2 separate regions of the Homo sapiens genome follow, and region 2 is linked to region 1. The links are chromatin loops, found by intact Hi-C in ENCODE. Cell type or tissue: A673. All regions are shown on one strand.

Evidence for each region. Hi-C counts contacts between places; a loop is a spot of excess contacts. Peaks named below come from ENCODE experiments on the same cell type or tissue, not always from the same donor. Only the 100,000 strongest peaks of a DNase experiment are listed, where the experiment ranks them.
Region 2: it touches region 1 in a loop (4-fold over the local background); 2 of 110 quality-filtered maps call a loop at or near these places.

Annotation. Positions count from the first base shown.
Region 1 is chr10:19,496,357-19,501,356 of GRCh38, reverse strand. It overlaps MALRD1 (MAM and LDL receptor class A domain containing 1), which reads right to left. Exons shown (of 40, transcript NM_001142308.3): 31 at 2,711-2,872. Among named protein-coding and RNA genes, the nearest start is that of MALRD1-AS1, 230 kb to the left of the region's middle. In A673, no CTCF peak of the experiment used is centred here; DNase peaks (open chromatin) are centred at 1,896 and 2,286; H3K27me3 peaks cover 1,985 bases.
Region 2 is chr10:19,785,726-19,790,725 of GRCh38, reverse strand. No RefSeq gene overlaps it. Among named protein-coding and RNA genes, the nearest start is that of PLXDC2, 28 kb to the left of the region's middle. In A673, CTCF peaks have their summits at 2,220 and 2,425 (motif pointing right); a DNase peak (open chromatin) is centred at 2,445; H3K27ac peaks cover 390 bases.

The DNA of each region.
Region 1 (5,000 bases):
TTGGCTTTATTATAATTAGAAAGAGGAGTGCTTCCGACATCTAGTTGGCAGAGGCCTCAAGTGCTGCTAAACATCTTACAAATGCACAGGTCAAACCCCTAATTAATTAGACTGACCCAAATGTCATTAGCAACCAGGTTGAGACACCTTCCAAAAACAGGCTGATCTAGCTCTGGAACATTCTTTCCTTAGGTAACCACAGGTCACTTCCTCACAGCTCCTTCAGGTCTCTTGTTGAATGGCATTTCTGTGCAGGGTCTAATTTGACCAGCCTATTTACAGGCCATCCTCCCAACTCCAAGGCACATACCTATCTACTGGCTGTCACACTCCTATGTACTCCATTCCTTTCTTTTTGTCCCCTTAACTTCTAATAAGCCATCTAATTTATTTATTTATTATGTTTACCCATTATCTTTTCCCTCCTTCTGTAATGTAAGCTCCACCGTGACAGGGATTTATGCCTGTTTCATTCACTGATGCATCCACAGGACCTGGCCAAGTGCCTGGCATTTGAGAAATAGTTAAGTGAATGAAGGAAGGAACATATAAATGATCACATAATAGGCATTCATTTATTTCCCATTATTTCTGCTAAAAGCAATGCTGACATAAATATCCTCATATAAGTCATTATGTGTTGGCCCTTCTATGTCCAAGAGGCCAAAATGCTTTCTAAATTGGGTTTAGAAGCTGACTTCAGGTTTTAAAAGTTGACTTCTATGTCAAAGAGGCCAAAATGCTTTGTAAATTGGGTTTAGGAGGTTTTAAAATATTCTGCTCTAAATTACACACAGTTTACTCTCTGTTTTCTTGCAAAGATTTTCTTATTTTTATTTGTTACATTTAAGTCTTTATCTAGATTGTATTGCTGTATATGATATAAAACTTGGATTTAATTTTAAGTCCTTCCAGGTGGATAACCAGATATGCCAGCACCATACTGTATAGTCCATCTTTTGCCCACTATTTTAAATATCTACCTTTGTTATACACTAAATCCTTCTAATTACTGACCTTAGTTTCTTGATTCTCTGTCCTGTTCATCTTATAGTATACACTAACTTCATGTTTTTAAGGGAAACAAAAGCTTGTGAAAGGGAGCTACAACGTGGCAAGTCAAAAGGAGTTAGAATATTCAATTTAAAGGTTAATTCTACCAGACATAAAAAGAAGAGCTGGTGACAATTCCAAAAATTCAAGGAGGAGGGACTCTTCCCTAACTCATTCTATGAAGCCAGCATTACCCTGATACTAAAATCTGGCAAAGCCACAGTGAAAAAAGTAAACTACAGGCCAATATCCCTGATAAACACAGACACAAAAATCCTCAACAAAATACTTGAAAACCAAATCCACCATCATATCAAAGAGTTAATTCACCACAATCCAGTAGGGTTCATTCCTAAGATGCAAGGTTGGTTCGACATACGCAAATCAGTACATGTGATTCACCATATAGAAGGAATTAGGGAAAAATCTTTAAAACAAGAATGAATGTCCATACTGTAATTGAATAGCATGATACATTCAATCTGCCTGGAATATATAAATAATAAAATTAATGTGCTCTTTTCACTAGTCATATAATGGCTAGGACAATCTTTTGAAAGTTACTTAAATTCCATGTAATCTCGTTCTTTTTTACTGTGCATATGCTTCAACTGTTTTGAAGAATATTGTATTGGTTAGGGTTCTCCTGAGAAACAGAATCAACAGGATGTGTGTATATACAGAAGGAGATTTATTATAAGGAATTGGCTCATGACATTATGAAGGCTGCCAAGTCCAATATCTGCAGGGTGGACTGTCAGGCTGGAGAACCATAAAAGCCCATGGTGCAGATGAAATCTGAAGACATTCCCTTGGGGATCCTTCTTGCTGCATAGGCTGGTTTTTTTTTTTTTTTTTCTATTCAGGCCTTCAGTTGATTGGAGGAGGCCACATTATGAAGGGCAATCCACTTTACTCAAAGTTCATCAATTTAAATGTTGATCTCATCCAAAACATCTCCAATTTGACACATAAAATTAGCATCACAAATATCTTAGATATTTTTTTATCCCTAATAAAAGCTAGATTTCTAAGATAAATTCTGAGTCAGTAGGACTTTTTTGTAAGAGTAAATAAGATTACAAGCTTACTCCTACTTTGAGTCTATTAACTGTAAAGCCATTAAAGATTGCATAATCTGAAATCACAGGGCAGAAAGCAACACTTGTGAAGATTATGCTGATACTCACTCATTCCATCACCACTTACCATTTTACACTTTGGCTCCTGTACTTCAAAATGATGGGAAGGAAATTGGTGGTCAGCCATTTCATTGTTGTGACTGGCCATTGTCACAACAGGATAACTTTTAGCATTGCCAGTTGTATATCTTTGCATATTGCAATCATTAATCTGAATGCCACCCACCTACCCTCCTCCAATTAGGGAATTTAATGGCACCCTTAGGGTAGAGTGAGTAAAATCTGTGAGTCTCTTAAAATATGAGTCATGAGTTGCTTTGTTGTAGCAGTGTCAGCTCTGGGTCTATTTAGTAATTCAGAGTTTGCAATAGAAGAGACTAGCCCTCTTTCCATAAAACCTACTGAGCTCTGTCCCCACATACACATAAGAAATGCACACTGAAATTCACACAAATTGTTAAAGCAGACTTTAAGATGAGTGGGTTTCTTGGTCTGGGGATGGCTACTAGATTTACCTGGCGTGTGATCAGAGTCTGGAATTAATGCTTTGGCAGGAATTCTGCTGCCAATGGCCCAGTCCAAGTCATCCTCAGAGTCTTGAGTAAGACTGCAGGCTGTGGTCCAGTTTCCTGAACTTGTTTCAAAATTGCAGCTTCCTGTTGTGCTTGTATAATGTGCTGGGGAAGCAAAAACATTAATGGAATTTCTGGAAATGTCTATCACATTTGCTACTACCCTATATTTGGGATCATTTAAAATTAGTATCTGCATATTCTAATTCTTTATAAATACACTTACAGCATCAAGACATTTGTACTCATTGTTAATATTTTAATTGAAGGATCTAGAAGCAGTGTATGAATGTTGTCACTTATTCATTAAGGAGTTATATGCATTGACGAATAATATTTATAGATGATAGTTAAAACTGTGTCTACACATGAACAATAAACATAACATTATGCTAATACAAGATTATTCAGGTCAAATAAATAAACAGCTTCAGTTGTCTGGATGTTTAATTCACTTCCGTCCCTTATTCTGATGTTTGAATAGCATAGCCTATTAGCGACGCAAAGTCATTTACTCAAGAAAAGGCACTTTGGGAGAAGTAGTAAACTGTATAGGACACAAATTATCTTGGACACCATACCAATCACTGCAGCATCAAATATCAGAGCTAGTCACTAAATTAAAGAAAGAAATTCTCTTCTAAAAGTGTTGATTGATAACTCATTAAAAATTAAATTATTCACAGTGAGAAAAATTAATAGATAATAACTGTATCTATTTCTAGTCACCTGTGAAAAGTGCCATCATGATACCCTGATCTAGGCTTTCATTTTTCTTTTTTTTGTACATCAGTTATTACTTTTGAAGCACTCACTGTAAAACCAGACTGCGTTGTACAGACAGAATGAATGACTGGGTGATTTAATTGGTATGAATCAATTGAGATTGTCATTGACTTTTCCTTTCTTTTTAGAAAGAAAGTTTGTGTTATTTTTAAACTTCCTTCTCGTTCACAACTTTTCCTTAACATACAACCAATGTTAGCATATAGAAATGTAATCAGAAAAAAGCCTTGCTGTAAGAATAGATACTAAATATATAGCAAGCAAAGCTTTAATATTTCCACACAAAACTTTCTGGATCCCTGAGATTATTTAAATAAAATATTAGCATTTTACTTCTCAAGCATTATTGTATCTTATCCCTACAAATTACAACCACTTGTATTCATGTACATTCCTTTCGTTCATTCTATATGACTATATATAATCTATTGCTTCTTGTATGCTTATTTATGGGCTCTGTGTGCCTTTTTTGTGTTTGTCATGCCAGTGTTATATAATATAGAATAGGTTTTTATTATGTGATATGGATAAAAAATGAGACATTCCGTTCTGCTGGTGTTTAGCCAACACATCTGTAAAAATTCAGAATCTTGCAATGGACATAAAAGACAGTCATCATGTGTTCTTTAGAATGATGTCACCTGCACATTCTTTACTAGTTTTCTATGTAAGTGACTCCCTGATATACAGCCCTACAATATTTATTCCGCATCCTTTTCTATTCTCTGTGATCATCCTTGTACCTCCTGTCCCGCTTTGCTTAATATATGACTTTATTTTTGATGCTAAAGATATTTATCCAATCAGGATAAATTCTCTTACATTTCATTCACTCAATCTCAAAATATGCCACTTTTCTCTTTCTTAAGGCTAATCTCTGTTTATGATCTCAACTCCTTATGAAAACACTGCTATTGACTTTCCACAGCTTCATTTTCTGCAAAGTTACACATTTTTCCACGTCCTTCAATTTCACATCCTCTTCTAATTCCTTTCTTCTAATTTGCAGCCACACAGCCAGGCTGACCCTATTAATTTAAAAATATTCACATATATTTGCTTGCTTATATTTCTCACTCTGTATTGGCCTTAGTCATCCCTTTCCATGGCCTTTCACACTTTTATGCAGATGTCCCACCAATCAATAACTGCAATGGTTAATTTGAGATTATTTGAGGTTGTTAACTTGAGATCTTTCCAACTTTTTGATGTGGGCATTTGGTGCTATAAATTTCCCTCTTAACAGTGTCTTAGCTGTGTCCCAGAGATTCTGATATGTTGTATGCCTGTTCTCATTAGTTTCAAAAAATGTCTTGATTTCTACTTTAGTGTCATTATTTACCCAAAAGTCATTCAGAAGCAGGCTGTTTAATTTCTGTGTAAATGTGTTGTTTTGAGAGATCTTCTTGGTATAGATTTCTATTTTTATTGTGCTGTGATGGTTGGT
Region 2 (5,000 bases), 290 kb before region 1:
ATTAGAGTCTTTCCCTTCACATTTTGTGAGAAAATACAAGTCCTAATTTCTCCTCAAATACTAATGAGATATATGAAAACAATGTAATCTTTCAAAAGGCAGCCATTATTTTATGTATTTGTGCTCTGTGAGAACCTATTAATCTTTTAAAAAATTATTTGGTGGACATTTTAAAAATAAAATTTGGAAAGCCATCTGAATTTTGGAAAGGTGGGTAAAGACTGTCTCATTCTATCATCAACTATAATTTTATTACTTTCAGATATAATTTCCAATTATAATCCCAAGCCAATAACATGAGAATTATTAAAGCACAATTAACGATACATCAGATAAATTATCTTTTATTTTTTACTTACTCTATAGTGTCATATGGAAGCTGTGTATTGACTTTGAAACCAGAAATGTTAAATTCCATATTTTTAAATCCCAAATCACTGACACCTCTAAATAACTGTTAAATTGTTGTGACTTCTGTTGTTGTTTCCTATGTTTCTAGTTTCAATTGAAAGACCCGAGATCTAGATTTTACTTATTACCTGTGTCCTGGAGCTTGTCAGCCACACCCTCTGAGCATCACATTTCTCCTCTGTAAAGCAAAAATAACAATTCCTTCCTTAGTTCAGAAGGTGGTTGTAAAAATGAAATAATATAGAACCACATGGTAAACTCTACTGCAACTAGAAATGCAGTATTATTTTATATCAGAAATACTAAGTGCTTAGATAAGCATCCCAAATTTATTATTTCAGGCACTTGAAATCTCAGGCTTGGAATGTTACAATGAGTAAGTTATACCTCTTCCTACCATCCTTTCTCCATTTTGTCGCCAAAATTATTTTCTCCGAGATGTTATGCTCTTCACTAGAGTTCAGCCTCCTTAGACTGTCTTTCAAAGCAGGTTTCGGTACTGCCCACATTTCGTGGATCTTCTCCAGTAGCCCTGAAACTTGATGACCTGCCTTTAACCCAAGTCATCAAGTTTAAACCTGTATTCTTTCTGTCTCTGTTAACTTGCTCATGTAATTCACTTTAATGGAAATATACAGTCAACCCCTTCTGGTGTCTTCACTTCTTGCTCTATCCATTACTGAATATGTAACCCTATCGCCTTTGAGAGAAACCCTAGTACAGAATGTGCTCTTTCCTCTATATATGCCCACTGCTTTTTAAAATACCAACAGTTTTCAGGTCCATAATTTGTTTTCCAGAGCTCATATTTTTATCTATTTAATAAAGTTGGTACTCAGCTCAAGATGTTCTCAAATTGCCCTTATATCTTAGAGTGTGGAATCAAAAGATGAATCATAAATGAAAACTATCATGAAAGAGGATGAAAAAAAAAAGAGGGGAGGCAAAGTTTTGAGATGTTGGGAAAAGAAATCGCTATCCAGGATAGAGAAGAAAAAAAACTGGGGGGGGAGAAAAAATATATATACATATATAAACAATAAACAAAGAAATGAAACAATTCAATTATTCCCTCGGCTGTTGATTTTTGTTTGTTTTAATGGTTCCCCTGTGTTTTCTCCCGAGGATTTAAATAAGGCCTTTTTAAAGCTGGATCAGTGGGAAGAAGCAGACATTCAGCAGTTCTTGCTGCTTAATTTTGAGATGTAAATTCTTTGAATTCCACTGTTACTGAACATTTTCTCCTTTCAGTTAGTAAGGATAAGGAGAGTGGTCATGATTCAGTACCATTTTGGTGTCTCAGAGTTATGAGAAAATCTAGAAACATTTTGTTCATTGTCTTATTTTTAAGGAAGAGATCTTCTTTCACAGTTAATTTATCCACTGTCTTAATTATTTGAGCTTTTGTCACTGACACCCAAGGCACCACTGTTAAACATTTAGGAATTTATTAACACTTTCTTAAAAATCAGATAAAAATATGAAGTGATAGTCAATTTTGCTTTCAATTTTCAAGGTTTTCTTGAGGGAGCAATCTTCAATTTCATTTAATTTTACCCATGTTTTAAATGTAAAAATAATTTAATCCAGTGTAATAGAAAATATGAACATTATAATTCACATCATGATAATAACCCATTTATTTAGCATCTACTATATTTCAGGTGCTTCATATACATATATCTGATTCTCACAAAAATTTTAAGTGATCAGTATCTTAATACACAATTTATAAATGTGGAACCCAACTTTTTAAGTGAATATGTTGCTCAAAGTTATGCAGCTGATCAATGACAGAGCCACGTTTTTAATCCAGTGCAAACACACACACACATTTTCCACTATGCCATGCTGAATGAGCCAAGCATTTTAAAAATTATCAAATGTCTTCAAACTCTCTGTAGCATTTGTAAAAATGGGACAAAAGAGAACATATAGGTTCCAAAACCTCTCATTATTTAAAATTCATAGTAGAGATCAACCAACTCTTCTAACCTGTGGTATGTCATGCCTGCAGATACCTCTAGGTGTCACTAGCAAGCCTAACGCATAAGTAGAGAAAACGCAGAAAAACAAGGAGATAGAAGAAAAGAAAAACAAAGAGAGAAATAAAACAGAGCATACCACCACTAATTGGCTACCAGAGACCCCTGTTGGATAGATCTACTTTCATATCAAATGCATTTTTGAAAATGTGTGTGAAAGTCTCATTCACATTAATCAGATAATAGTCAAATATGGGAAGAGTTTCTCTTCCCAGAGAGTTTAAAGAAAAAATAAAAAAAAGGCAACCTCTTTTTGTTACATTTAATCTTCCATGATAAAATTCCAACATTTTATACATATTAAAGTTGGTTTTTTTTTTGTTTTAATTTAACAACCAAATACAGGGTAGACCTACTTAAATCTAATCAGAATCTGGTTAAGATATATATATATATATTTAAAACTTTAAAAATTTTCCACTGCTATTTAAAATGTATTAGGTTTATGAGAGCTATAGTTCTTGTCAGCCAAGTCAGCATGTTTTGTTTTTCAGTTTTCATATTTTTTGTCAAGCAATAAGGACAAAATGCAATAAGATTAAAATAAGTATAAAAACTCTGGTGCACATAAATGGTAATGTCATTAAAAGGGAATAGCCAAAGAAGAGTTCTTTTTTGTGATAGCTTAAAATGTGCGTCCGCTGCTTATGAAAGTCTGAAATCAGAATTCTGAAGGTCATTTAAAGGACATAGATGTATAATTTGTGAAAATTAAACTTCTATGGAAGATGAACACATTTAGAAAAAGGTAACTGCCTATAATTATCTACATTTTGTCTCCTTGGTTCAATCTCTCTGAGGCCACCTGGTGTTCCTTTAAGTATAATTTATCAAAAACAGGACTGCATTTTAAAATCTGAAGTAGTGAAAAGTTCACTTCATTAATTCAGGGTTTTTTTTGTTGGTTTTTTTTTTGTCTAAAAGGCAAATGCCCTCTTCCAGACACCATGGAAAAATGTAAGAATGGATCAGACTGAGTCTTATCTCAAGGAACTACAAACCCTAAATCCATGAGAAGGCAAAGACTTTTTTGATATTGCTGAATTACACTGGAAGACTGGGTGGTAAGCCTTCAACAAATAATGGTTAAGTGGATGACTATGGTCTAAGAAGGGGAATGTATGCTATATAGACGTAGAAAGGAAGGAAAGAGAAAAAAAGAAAAAGAAAGGAAAGAAAAGGAAGGAAGGGAGGGAGGGAGGGAAGGGAAGGAAAGAGAAGGAGAGACAATACTAAAACTAAAGTACTTAGAGCCAGGGGGAACTTTAGCAGTTACATAATCTATGAAAAACCAGTCCAAGGTATTCCATTTAATAAGTGTTAATAAGTGATTGAATTGAGAATTAGTGTTTCATTTATAGTTCTCAATACAATGTTTTCCCAACAATGTAGTAAAATAAACAAATATGTACTAAATACCCAAGGTGAACTGAGGCAGGATCAGGCTTTATAAAGGATATAGGAAAAATGTGACTAGATTTCTTTGCACATTACTGTGTTTGCACAATAAATGGTAACTATCATTTATTAAGTAGTTCATGTGTAGAATTCTGAGGATGCCTCTTATTAATAAAACTATAACTACAAATACTTCTCAAGAAGTAAATAGGAAAATAAGAGCAAAAGGAGTCAACATATTTTTATTTTCTTTATTTTATGTATTTATTTAACTTTTATTTTAGGTTCAGAGGTACATGTGCAGGTGCGTAACATAGGTAAATTGGTGTTATGGGGGTTTGGTATACATATTATTTTGTCACCTAGGTACTAAGCATAGTACTGGATGGTTACTTTTTTCAGGTCCTTTCCTTCCTCTCACCCTCCTCCCTCAAGTAGGACCCAGTGTGTGTTGTTCCCCTCTATGTGTCCACGTGTTCTCATTATTTAGCTCCCACTTGTAAGTGAGGATGTACAGTATTTGCTTTTCTATTCTTGCATTAGTTTGCTAAGGATAATGGCCTCCAGCTCCATCCATGTTACTGCAAAGGACATGATCTCATTCCTTTTTATCGCTGCATAGCATTCCATTGTGTATATGTACTATGTTTTCTTTTTCCAGTCTACCATTGATGGAAACTTAGATTTATTCCATGTCTTTGCTATTGTGAATAGCACTGCATTGAACATACAAGTGCATGTGTCTTTATGGTAGAACAATTTATATTCCTTTGGTTATACACCCAGTAATGGAATTGCCAGGTAATATGGTAATTCTGTTTCTAGCTCTTTGAGGAATCTCCACACTGCTGTCCACAATGGCTGAATGAATTTATACGTTCACAAACAATGTATAAGGGTTTCCTTTCGTCCACAACCTCACCAGCATCTTTGACTTTTTAATAATAGCCACTCTGACTGATGTAAGACAGTATCTCATTGTGGTTTGATTTGTATTTCTCTGATGATCAGTGATAATGAGCTTTCCTTTTATATGCTTATTGGCCATTTGTATGTCTTCTTTTGAGAAGTGTCTGTTCATGTTCTTTGCCCACATTTTAATGGGGTTGCTTTTGCTTGTAAATTTGTGTAAGTTCCTTGTAGATT